2 separate regions of the Homo sapiens genome follow, and region 1 is linked to region 2. Evidence: chromatin loops called from intact Hi-C (ENCODE). Cell type or tissue: ascending aorta. All regions are shown on one strand. Links, peaks and the distances in the headings refer to the core of each region. The heading gives the core; the rest is flanking DNA. Region 1 holds the start of IL13RA1 (interleukin 13 receptor subunit alpha 1). Region 2 holds the start of WDR44 (WD repeat domain 44).

Region 1 (5,301 bases), core at 302-5,301, 380 kb after region 2:
GCACTTTTAGCTAAGCCCTTGGAATATGCTGGTGTCTGTGTCCCTTTTGGACTCAGGAAGGTGTCTCTAAATGGATGGAAGGACACCTGACTTTGGAAAGAGGGACATCATTCTTTCCTGCCAGACATTTTCTTGCATATGCCCTTTTCAGCCTCCAGTTACAGAAATGGACGAAGACTTAGTGAGAAGGGCAAAGGTCAAAACAGTTGAGTGGAGTGGCCTAGGTACACAGGGCAGCGCAGAACTCCAGCCACCCCGGGCCAAAGTGAAAGAAAGGCCACTGGTAGTCTCGCACCCAAGTCATCAGGACTCTAAGGGTTAAACTTGATGTTGACTCATCATGATTTTGATTTACACAAAGCCAAACTGAAAGCTCCTTGTCTACTGCAGTTCCTGGAAAGCCTTCTATCTGTCTTCATTCTTCCTGCAGACCAGGGCAGTGGCCTGATTCAATCCAAGACGCTCTTCGAATCACACTACACGGAGATTACAAATACAAGTTTTATGTTGAAGAAACAGCATTCCTGACTCTTTCCACCCCCTTCCAAAAATTTGAAAAATCGTTGCATGATGTTCAGGGTCGGGAAGAAAGGAAAGTAACAATATAGTCTTAAGGCCAGCAGGCCGGAACTATCTTGGTGAAAAGAAATCAGGTCTCTCCCCTCTCCACACTGCCGTTTGTTTTTTTTCCTCACGATGTTCAGATTCTCAGGGCTTTTCTGGAAGCTCATGACAAGCTGCAATCCCTATTTTTCTAATCATTTGCTACCATTACTGTTTTATTAAGCGCTTGGTCAATCTATGCCAAGCAGTGCCCATGATGGCACTCAGCCAGTCCCCAGGGGCTCCTGTTCCAACTAAAGACTCCTTAAAAGGCAGATGACATAACCATTTTGGAAACGTTATTATAAACTTATTGTATAATGTTTATAGCAAATGTCAACAAGTGTATATGTCCGTGGTGGTGGAGGAAAGGCCTTGGGATACACAGTGGCTGACCTATTTGTGGGAGGGATTTAGAAATAATGATACTATCTCTCAGTTCTACAGGCCTTGATACTTTACAAACTGTTTTCATAAACATTATTTTGTTCGATAACACATGCAAGCCAGGATTTATTTTTTTTTTTTTTGAGAACGGGGTCTCACTCTGTTACAGACCCAGGCTGGTTTTGAACTCCTGGGCTCAGGTGATCCTTCCACCTCAGCCTCCAGAATAGCTGGGATTACAGGTGCATGCCACCATGCCTGGATTCTGGAATTTATTCTGAACCGTTAGCCAAAAGAATCAACATCCTGAGATTCAGCACAGGCAGGCCCTCCTCCTGGAAGCTTCCCTTGCTCCTTCCCTCCCAAAAGGTACCCTTTTTGTATCCCATAATTCCTTGTTCTTGCCCTTATCATTGCCCCTCAGACTGACTGCAGCTTTCTGTTAGCAGAGCTTGCTTTTGGTGAGTGTCTTCAACAGTTCCTGGAACAATTTCATAAATATTTATTGAGTTTGAGAGCCTTAATTCCAAGAGTGGAACCTTTGTTGTGAATAGGTTAAACAACCCTGTGCCCTTTGGGTGGGGTCTAGACTAGGTATATTATCAGCATTTTTATTGCTATACTTTTTGTAACTGTTTTCAGGTATATGCATTGGCTTAATTCGGCCAAAATACACCTCATTATGGGTCTCATCATCCACCTAGACATGATTCTTTTTTGGGAGAAGGTGATAGAATAATGTCCCCCTCCCATGATTCCATATCGTGATCCCCAACACCTGTGAATATGTTAACTTACATAGCAAAAATGACTTTTCAGTTATGATTAAATCAAGGATTTTGAGATGGGGAGATTATTATGAATTATCTGGTGGACCTAATCTAATCACAAGGGTATTTATAAGGGAAAAGGGGAAGTAAGAGGGTCAGAGTCAGATACGACAAGGGAAGCAGAGGTCTGAGTAGTTCCGCAACAAGCCAAGGAATGTGGGTAGCCTCTAGAAGCTGGAAAAGTCAAAGACACAGATTCTCCCCTAGAATATCCAGAAGGAATACATCTCTGCCCACACCTTGATTTAAGCTCAGTGTCACTTCTGACCTCCAGAACTGTAATAAAATAAAACTGTTAAATCACTAAATTTGTGGTCATTTTTGACAGCAGCAACAGGAAACGCCTAAGGACTCTTGTTTTCCTTCCTCCCAGCCTCACTGACCCTCATAGGCGCCCAAGTATCAATGTGTATTCTTCCGATTCACCTCCCATCCCTTTGAAAAATATGTAGAAAGTTTGTCGTGTGCTTTAAAAAATGCACGTATGGTATCCTCCCTCATGTTTGGAATGTTCCTTTTAAAATCAACATTATGTATTGCCAGCTTTCAAATATGCCCTTTGTCCTTTTCACAAAGCACAGTACTGCCAGTGTCCCCAACTCCACCCAGTGAAGTAGGGCTGGTATTACTAACCCTGGAGTCAGCGCTAGCAAACAAGGGCTCAGAGGTCAAGGGCTGGAAGCCAGGTCTCCAGACTCCCAGGCCAAGGCTCTTTTCCGCAGATGACTCTGTCCTGGTGTCCAGCAGGGCACAGCCCCTAGCACCTCCGAGGCCCCGCAAGTGTGCTGGCAGCGGCGACGCCGGCTCCGCCACGCGGAGGGAGGAGGCCCAGGCAGCGCCCGGAGTGGGCGGCGACGTGGTGGAAGAAGTTTTGTTCGGTCAGAGACCGGACGCGGGAGCTGCGGGTGGGCCAGGTGTCCAGCCTTGGGAGCCGTAGGAGCCGCCAGAGCCGCCAGAGCCGCCGGCGCCCCGCCCCGCCTCCTCCGGCCGCTCTCGCCGGCTCAGGTTACCTGAGGCCGGTGGGCGGGGCGGCCCTTCCCGTCTGCGCCGGCCCCCAGCCTCCAGGGCGGCGGAGCCGGGAAGTGGAAGAGGGAGCGAAGGAGGCGGGGACTGCCAAGGCTCCAGCCCGGCCGGGCTCCGAGGCGAGAGGCTGCATGGAGTGGCCGGCGCGGCTCTGCGGGCTGTGGGCGCTGCTGCTCTGCGCCGGCGGCGGGGGCGGGGGCGGGGGCGCCGCGCCTACGGGTGAGTGCGACCCTCGGGGCCCGAGGGGCGGCCGGAGGGCTGAGGGCGGTGAGGGTCACGGCTGAAAGGCCCCGGAGGTCAACGCCGGGCGGAGGGCCGAAGCTGGGGTGGGTGCTGGGGGCTGCCCTCGCGAGGCCCCGCGCTCGGCGGCTGCGGCTTCCCGCGCGGGATCTCTGGGGCCCGGTACTGGGGCCGGTTCGAGGTGGGACCCGGGAGCTGCGGGGTTTTCCCGAACTCCGGGTGCGGCGGAGGTGGCGGCAGCGAAGTAAGAGGGCTGCGACTTGTAGTGGGAAGAGCCCAGGAGGCTGGCGTCCAGGCGTGCGGGGGCGGGGGGCCCGAAACATGCCCACGGCGTCAGAGGGCCGTGGGTCAGCGCCCGGAATGTCGCCTGTGAGCCCGGGAGGAAATGAGGCGCCAGAGCCGGCGGGGACCACGACCGAAGTCCAGGCGAGCTGAGAACGCGCCGGGGCTCTTTGCCCGAGGCCGCGCCAATCCTCACTGTCTAAGGGTGGCTCTTGCGAGTGGAAGTTGAAGGGAACCTCTAAACATCTCAGTCCTTGTTGAAAAAGGACGTGACGCTCATGACCTCCTCTGGCGTCGAAGAAATCCTTTGGGAAATCCAGAATAGCATCCCGGCAGATGCTCCCCCCACCCCACTCTCTTTAATAAACCTTATATTTTAGGGTAATTGTAGATTTATGGAAAAGTTGCAAAGATACTTCAGAGAGTTGTGTATATCCCTCACCCTGTTTGGTAACTTCTAGTTAATCAACCTGGCAGTTGTGAAAAATTGGGAGTTAATGACTTCCTTAGGAGCAGCTCCTGGAAGGAATGGCCTTCTGGACGTTTTTGGTGACAATGAAAGCCCCAAACTGTATAGGTTTTATTATCACATTGACACAAACACTTATATATGCTTATTGCATTTTTACCAATGTGCTTTGAAATCCAAGTTGAAATGTTGATTAGGAAACCTTAATGCCCTCTATGGATTCAGTCAATAAAATACATGCTGCCAGGCAGTGTTTAGGGGCTGAGGATGCAGCAGTGAGCAAAACAGATGAGGTGCCTGCCCTCAGACATATCGGGGGGTGGGGGTAAAATATATGATATGTCTGAGGGTGTTAAGTAGAGAAAAACAGAGCAGGTGGGAAGGGGTTTGCCATTGTAAAAAGGGTGGATCGAGAAGAAAACAAATGTTGCTGAAAGGTGGCATTTGAGTAGAGACCTGAGGGAGACTTGAAGCTTGTCAGTCAATAATTATTCAGGTGTCTGCCTTATTTAGTACTGAGTCAGGCCCTCTAGGTTGACTTAGAACCTGAGAGTGTATAGCAAAATTCTTGCCCCAAAAGGGCCTCTAGTTTAGTTGGGTACACCTGATTTCCGTAATCATATGGGGACATTGCAGTCCAGAGAAGGGAAGGAACTTGTCTAAAGTTACCCGTCTCATTAGTCTCCTGATTTTCACAGTGCCACTCCAGCACCCTCCCTCCTACAGACTCACTCCCACACACACCTGAAACAACAGCTGGCCATCTAGAGAATACTGGCAACTCCCAACTTCATCAGTCCTGTCACAATGGTTTGTCGTTAGCTTGCTTATTTAGAAAACAAACTTCTTTCCCCATTAAAAGTATTGATAGAATTGCATTGAGGTATGGTGGGAAAAAATTAGATGTTTCCAGTGAGACTTGAGTTTTAGTGGTTCTGATATTTACCACCTGTGGGACTCTGGGCTGGTCATTTCCTCTCTTTTGTGCTGCAGTTAGTTTTCTCATCTGTGAAATGAGGAGGTTGAACTGCATAAATTCTAAGAGCTCCTCCAGCTCTAATCCTCAGAGTGTTTATAAAAGTGATTAGATTACTAGCTTAGTTTAACCTGTCCCACTCAATGGCCCACATTGTGGCATGTCTTAATTATAACTAGCATGTATATAGCATTTATGCCCAGCAGTTTTCTAGCTGCTTTACTTGTACTATTTCATTTAATCTTTACCAATAATATAACTTGTAGGTGCTGTTATTAGTCCCATTTTGTACACGAAAAAGTTGAGGCACAGTGCGACCAAGACCCTTGCCCAAATTCGCATACCTGGCAAAGTGGAAGAGCTAGGTTTCCAACCCTGGCAGCCTGATTCCAGAGGCCATGCCCTTAACCACTGTACTCATTGCTTCTGCCCAGCAGAAAAGACGAGAGTCCTTAGCTGGACACCTCCCAGGGTAGCAGGGCAGGACGGCT
Region 2 (5,374 bases), core at 239-5,238:
ATTAGCTTTTTGTAGGCAGAAACTTAAGTTGTCTTTTTCTGTTTTGTTTTTGTTGTTGTTGTTGTTGTTGTTTTTGAGACAGAGTCTCCCTCTGTCGCCCAGGCTGGAATGCAGCGGCGGGATCTCAGCTCACTGCAACCTCCGCCTCCCAGGTTCAAGCAATTCTCCTACCTCAGCCTCCCGAGTAGCTGGGACAACAGGCAAGTGCCACCACGCCCCCCTAACTTTTGTATTTTTAGTAGAGACAGGATTTTGCCATGTTGGCCAGACTGGTCTCGAACTCCTGACCTCAAGTGATCTGCGCACCTCGGCCTTCCAAAGTGTTAGGATTACAGGTGTGAGCCACCGCGCCGGATCTAGTTGTCTTTTTAATCTGTCAATTGTCCTCAGCATCTAGAACGCTTCATGACACCAAATTGTATATGTTTACTGAACTGAGCGACTGGTTTCCACACACGGCATTTTGTTTTTGTTGTTGCTGTTGTTTTTTGTGTGTGTGTGTGAGAGACAGGGTGTGGCTCTGCTGCCCAGTCTGGAGTGTAGTGGTGCTATCTCAGCTCACTGTAGCCTCAACCTCCTGGGCTCAAGCGATTCTCCCACCTCAGCCTCCACAGTAGTTGAGACCATAGGCACATGCCACCACACCCAGTTAAATTTTGAATTTTTTGTAGAGACAGGGTTTCACCATGTTGCCCAGGCTGGTCTGAAACTCTTGAGCTCAAGAAATCCGCCTGCCTCGGCCTCCCAAAGTGCAGGGATTACGGGCGTGAGCCACCGCGCCTGGAACTAACACCTCTATCATATAGAGAAAACTAACTTTTTTTTCTTTGGAAGCCATAAATTCACTATTAGATATCTAGGAAGAGAATACATTCAGGTAGTTAACATCTTTCCATAAATATATATTTCCCTACCTTATATCTGGTATCTTTCCATAATCCAAAAAGAAAACAAAAAAACCTATCTTAGTGAGCAAAACGTTTTTAAAAGTTAGTACTTTGAGTTACATTTTTATACCTAGGAAGTTAATTAACATGTTTAAGACACATAAAACCTAATAATTTTTAGGTTTGACAAAAGTCATACCCTCACAAGGATCCACAAATCCCTTGTCTCCAATTCTGAAACTTCAAAAGCTCTGGAAACCAAGTTTCTGTTTTTTTTTTTTTTTAGTAATTTATTTGACAGTCAAATAGATCTATCTTAAACTTATTTGGCAGAAGCGTCTGACTCAAACTGAATGAGGCTATTTACTTGTATTTATTTATCCCGTATGAACAATCATATATCTTGCTGCAAAAATATTAATATATTTGATTACGCAGTGTTTTCCCTAAACTCCCTGGGGTATTATAGAATATACAGTATATGACATTTGGTTTTTACCCAAGTCCACTAGACCACAGCAGACCTTGCCCTGATTGCTTGACAAAGTCTAGAGCCCCTTTCCAGTTTCTCTGAGACCATACCCCTGGCTCCAATCCAGCCTTTTCTTGAATACTAATTGAGGCTGCACGAACAGCTCAAAATGCCTATCATGATGTCAGTTGGAGAAATAAATATGCTGTGTGATCATACTGAAAGTCAATGTTATCACCTTGATGGTCAATGACCCGTGGTTTAAGAAGGAACATCTCGGTTTTTTAAAAAGTACCTTTCTATTTTTATCACCGGACGCTGGGCAGTTGAGGATCAGAATTAAGCCATTAGCTCGTAGGCTTGCAATGATATCTGCTCAATAAATATTTACCATTTAGCTGACGCACATCTTGGGCAGTATGTAAGAACTTCTCTCACACTGTGTTGGCAGCGACAGACATGTGCGGAGAAAAAGTAACCGGAGGCCTAATACTGGCTCAGCTCCAGCAATAAATCCATCATTACACCATGGAACTGGCACACTCCCCGTGTATATCTCAAGGACCCCACCCTCTGGCCGGCAGGATCATATCTAGGGATCTCAATTAGAGATCTCGTAGTGAATAAGGGCGAGTTATTCTCGTAACGCCAGAGGTGGTGGACCTGCCGACGCCCTAGGGTGGGACATTCCGGGCTTGGATAGTAAGACATCGTAAATATACGCCAAAATGTCCACACCAACGTTTCCCGAGAGTATTTCTTTACAAGTAAAAGACCGACTCAAAATCACCCCTCTCAAAACGCGTCTCTTTGGAACTGCAGAGTTAGGGAGTAAGACTTTCTGCCTGACCCCACCTACGTCGGCCGCGCGCTCTCAGAGCCAGGGCACCACGCTGCTCCTGCGCAGGTCCTAGACTCCTCCCTTCGGGAGGCTCACCCCCTCCCTTCTCGGCTACTTCCGGCCCTCACCGAACGCCCTCAACGCGCTTGCGCCGTTTTGATAGGCTTCTCGGGCCGAAGTAATCGGAGCGCTGCCTCTCTGGAACCGCCCCCGCCACCTCTTCGCCCCGCCCACGTATTACCGCCCCTCCGAAATCTCGCGAGGGTAGGTGCGCGTCGGTATTTTGCGGGCAACTAGCTCTTCCAGCTGCTGTAAATTGCTGCTGCGGGAGAAACTGGAGCCGCTGTAGCCGGCGCGCCCTTCTTCCCTTACTGCGAGGAGCCACCGCCTCTTTCGCGCTCCTTATACACCTATCACTGGGAGCGGTGGCAGCAACATTCCCTGGACCAACCGCCGCCTCTTCAGGCGGCCGCTTTGCCGGTCATTCCCGAAGCCCGGCAACTGAGGGCGGCCCCCTTTCCTTAACAGTCTCCTCGCTACAGATCGTCTGCTCCCTCAGCCTCGCCCGAGACCCACTTCCCCAGTCTCGCCCGGGTGGAGGTCGACGAGGAGGAGACAAGAGTCACCCTTCCTCCAGGCGGCGCCGGCCCCCTCACCCGCGGGTGTGTCCTATAAATGGCGTCGGAAAGCGACACCGAGGAATTCTATGATGCCCCTGAAGATGTGCACCTAGGGGGCGGCTACCCCGTGGGGTAAGTGACTGCAGCTATGACAGGAAGCCGGGCATCCCAAGCCCCCCGCATCTCCTGTGTCTTCCCCCTACACCCCTCCCAGGTCCCGCTGTGTCCGCCACCGCTGTTCCTCCCCGTCTCACTGGAGGACTTCAGAACCCAGACCTGGGGCTTCTTAGGGCGGGGTGACTCGGAGAAGGGGGAGTCAGCCACCTCGGGCAGCCTCCCGGCCGTTTCCCTACTGAACGGTCCCAGGGTCGGTCTCGGAGCCCGTTTCTCTTCTGATCCAGCCTTCTGTGAGGGGGAACAGCTTACGTGCCTGAGTCGGAGATTTGTATCTGTGGGGTTCTGAGCTTACCTTTCAAACATCCGTTTTGGCCTCGGGGACCGTAGATTAAAGGAGCAGTAACAGGAGAAATGTAACTTGTAGTTTTTTATTCTCCCGTTTACCGCTAACTTACCTATTCACTTCAGAGGTGGCTGTAACTCTCCCCTATTTGCCGTCCTCTTTTTCTTGCACACAGCGAAAAGGAGCGGGGGGAAGGTTGGGTATTTGCTTAAGAAAGTCCTCTAGCGAATGTACTCTAGATCAACAGTGTTTTATTAAAATAACACCTTATCGTGAGGTAAAGGAAATCGAATACACGGTCCCTATTAGGCAGAATGCGGTCTAAAAGGATGGCCAGACAGAAGAAATGTGCACAACTGACTGCAGAGGGACAAACAAGTGCTGAGTAATCTGGTGATTGGAAGGAGAGCCCCAGCTTTGTGTTCTTTATCTAATTCTGCAAGATGTTTTAGTGGTGATTAATATGGGTGATTCTGAATAGGAAGTACAGTAGTTGGAATGCTCGCTTGACTAGGACTTGTATTTACTTACCCACTTCTCCACTTTTCAAAGTTGGGGTAGTGCTTTAAAGCGATTTCGCCGAACTCCCCTACGAATGTACGTGGAAATAGAGGCAGTGAAATATATTTTCATGCTGTAAGAACTTGAGGATTGGTAAAATGTAGATGTTAGTATAAAGGACTAATATGGTTCGAGAAGTTCACTGCCTTCAATTCTCACACTTACTCCGTGGGAGTAATAACCCGCTGTGATGCAAGTATAGTTAGCCATGCATGCTAGAAGTCATTCTAAAAACTAATGTATGTTTATACACAATATGCACCAAAAAGTTACAGTAATAAAATCAGAAAGCAATGTACGTTGGTAGATTTCAGATGTTTGTCTTTCCACCAACCTTCATGTCACTGTTGTGGGATTTTGGGGTGGCAGTGGCCAATCTTGAGATGACACCGAATCTCCTTCAAGTTCAATATCTGAGACAAGTTTAGAGCTAGGTGTAGAGCATAGGAAATACATTTGGGTTTTGAAATGTATTGGACTTCCGTGAAACTTAATTTTTGTGTGTGTGGTTTTCCCTTCAAAGTAATGAACTGACAATTCAGATTGAATGAGACACCAAGTCCTTTGGTACTTTTGTGTGTGTGTATTGGGGTGGGGGAGGGAAATCATCAGTTTATGAGCTGATCAGTTTAGAACTACTCTGTGGATATTGTTCTTTCCACTGAATAAGTTTAATTTCAAAGGACGCAAGTTATATCAGGACCTGTGTAAACTGTCTAGTCCAGTACCTGGGCACAGAGAAAGCATTCAAAATGTTCATGCTTTTCTCCTTCCTTTCTTGGCATTGGCAAATTTGTTAACTTTACACAAAGCTTATTTTGGGAGATATATAGAACTTGGACCTATTTTACTTATCTAAACCGGATGAGTCATTTTGATAGAATTGATAGAGTCACTTCTTCCCTCATGAGATAATACAGCTTCTCAAGCACTTTGATCCTCTGATATTAGGTGAAAACTGAAAAAGGTTTTTTTGGAACTCAGCTTTCTAATTTTAACTTTAACCTGCCCAATTACTAAGTGTGTTGAGTTCTATGGATAAAACTACAGGGTCAGTTTGTGGATTTCAGGGCTCCTTTCTGTATTAGAGGATTGGAAAGACAATAGACTAATCTGGAGAATTGCATCTGAAAAGAACTGGCAGCACTGAGGGCAGAAAAAGGTTAGCATCATTTACATTTTCCTCTATCCTTTGTGGAAGGTTGTATCATTTGCATAAGACACCGTGAGGAGATCTGGGTGGGCAACTTATAACCTAGAAATGTAGTGAGAAATCTTGATTTGTGGAAACAGATTGCCTTACTAGATATTGGTCATCAGAAATATGTTCTGTTCCTTCATATGATCTGGAGTGGCAAACTATACAATTTCTAAGGTTAATAGACTGAATTTGGGCACTTCAGAAATGTTCCTTGCTGTTGTGTGTTTGGGAGTACACAGACTATGTCAACAAATTGTAGTAAACTGAATAGGCAGTGGAGACTTATCTCATGTTTTGTTAATTAGCACAATCCTAATACACAAGCTATTTCC

Evidence for each region. Peaks named below come from ENCODE experiments on the same cell type or tissue, not always from the same donor. Only the 100,000 strongest peaks of a DNase experiment are listed, where the experiment ranks them.
Region 1: a loop joins it to region 2, with 5 times the contacts of the local background. A loop is called at or near these places in 4 of 110 quality-filtered maps.

Annotation. Positions count from the first base shown.
Region 1 is chrX:118,724,665-118,729,965 of GRCh38, forward strand. It overlaps IL13RA1 (interleukin 13 receptor subunit alpha 1), which reads left to right and starts at 2,942. Exons shown (of 11, transcript NM_001560.3): 1 at 2,942-3,062. The coding sequence starts at 2,975. RefSeq lists a silencer at 2,551-2,980. In ascending aorta, for the core only: no CTCF peak of the experiment used is centred there; DNase peaks (open chromatin) are centred at 2,837 and 3,417; H3K4me3 peaks cover 3,010 bases; H3K27ac peaks cover 4,751 bases.
Region 2 is chrX:118,343,629-118,349,002 of GRCh38, forward strand. WDR44 (WD repeat domain 44) reads left to right here and starts at 2,478. Exons shown (of 20, transcript NM_019045.5): 1 at 2,478-2,952. The coding sequence starts at 2,876. RefSeq lists enhancers at 1,709-1,828, 2,019-2,068, 2,610-3,153, 4,649-5,243. In ascending aorta, for the core only: no CTCF peak of the experiment used is centred there; DNase peaks (open chromatin) are centred at 1,973 and 2,433; H3K4me3 peaks cover 3,674 bases; H3K27ac peaks cover 2,639 bases.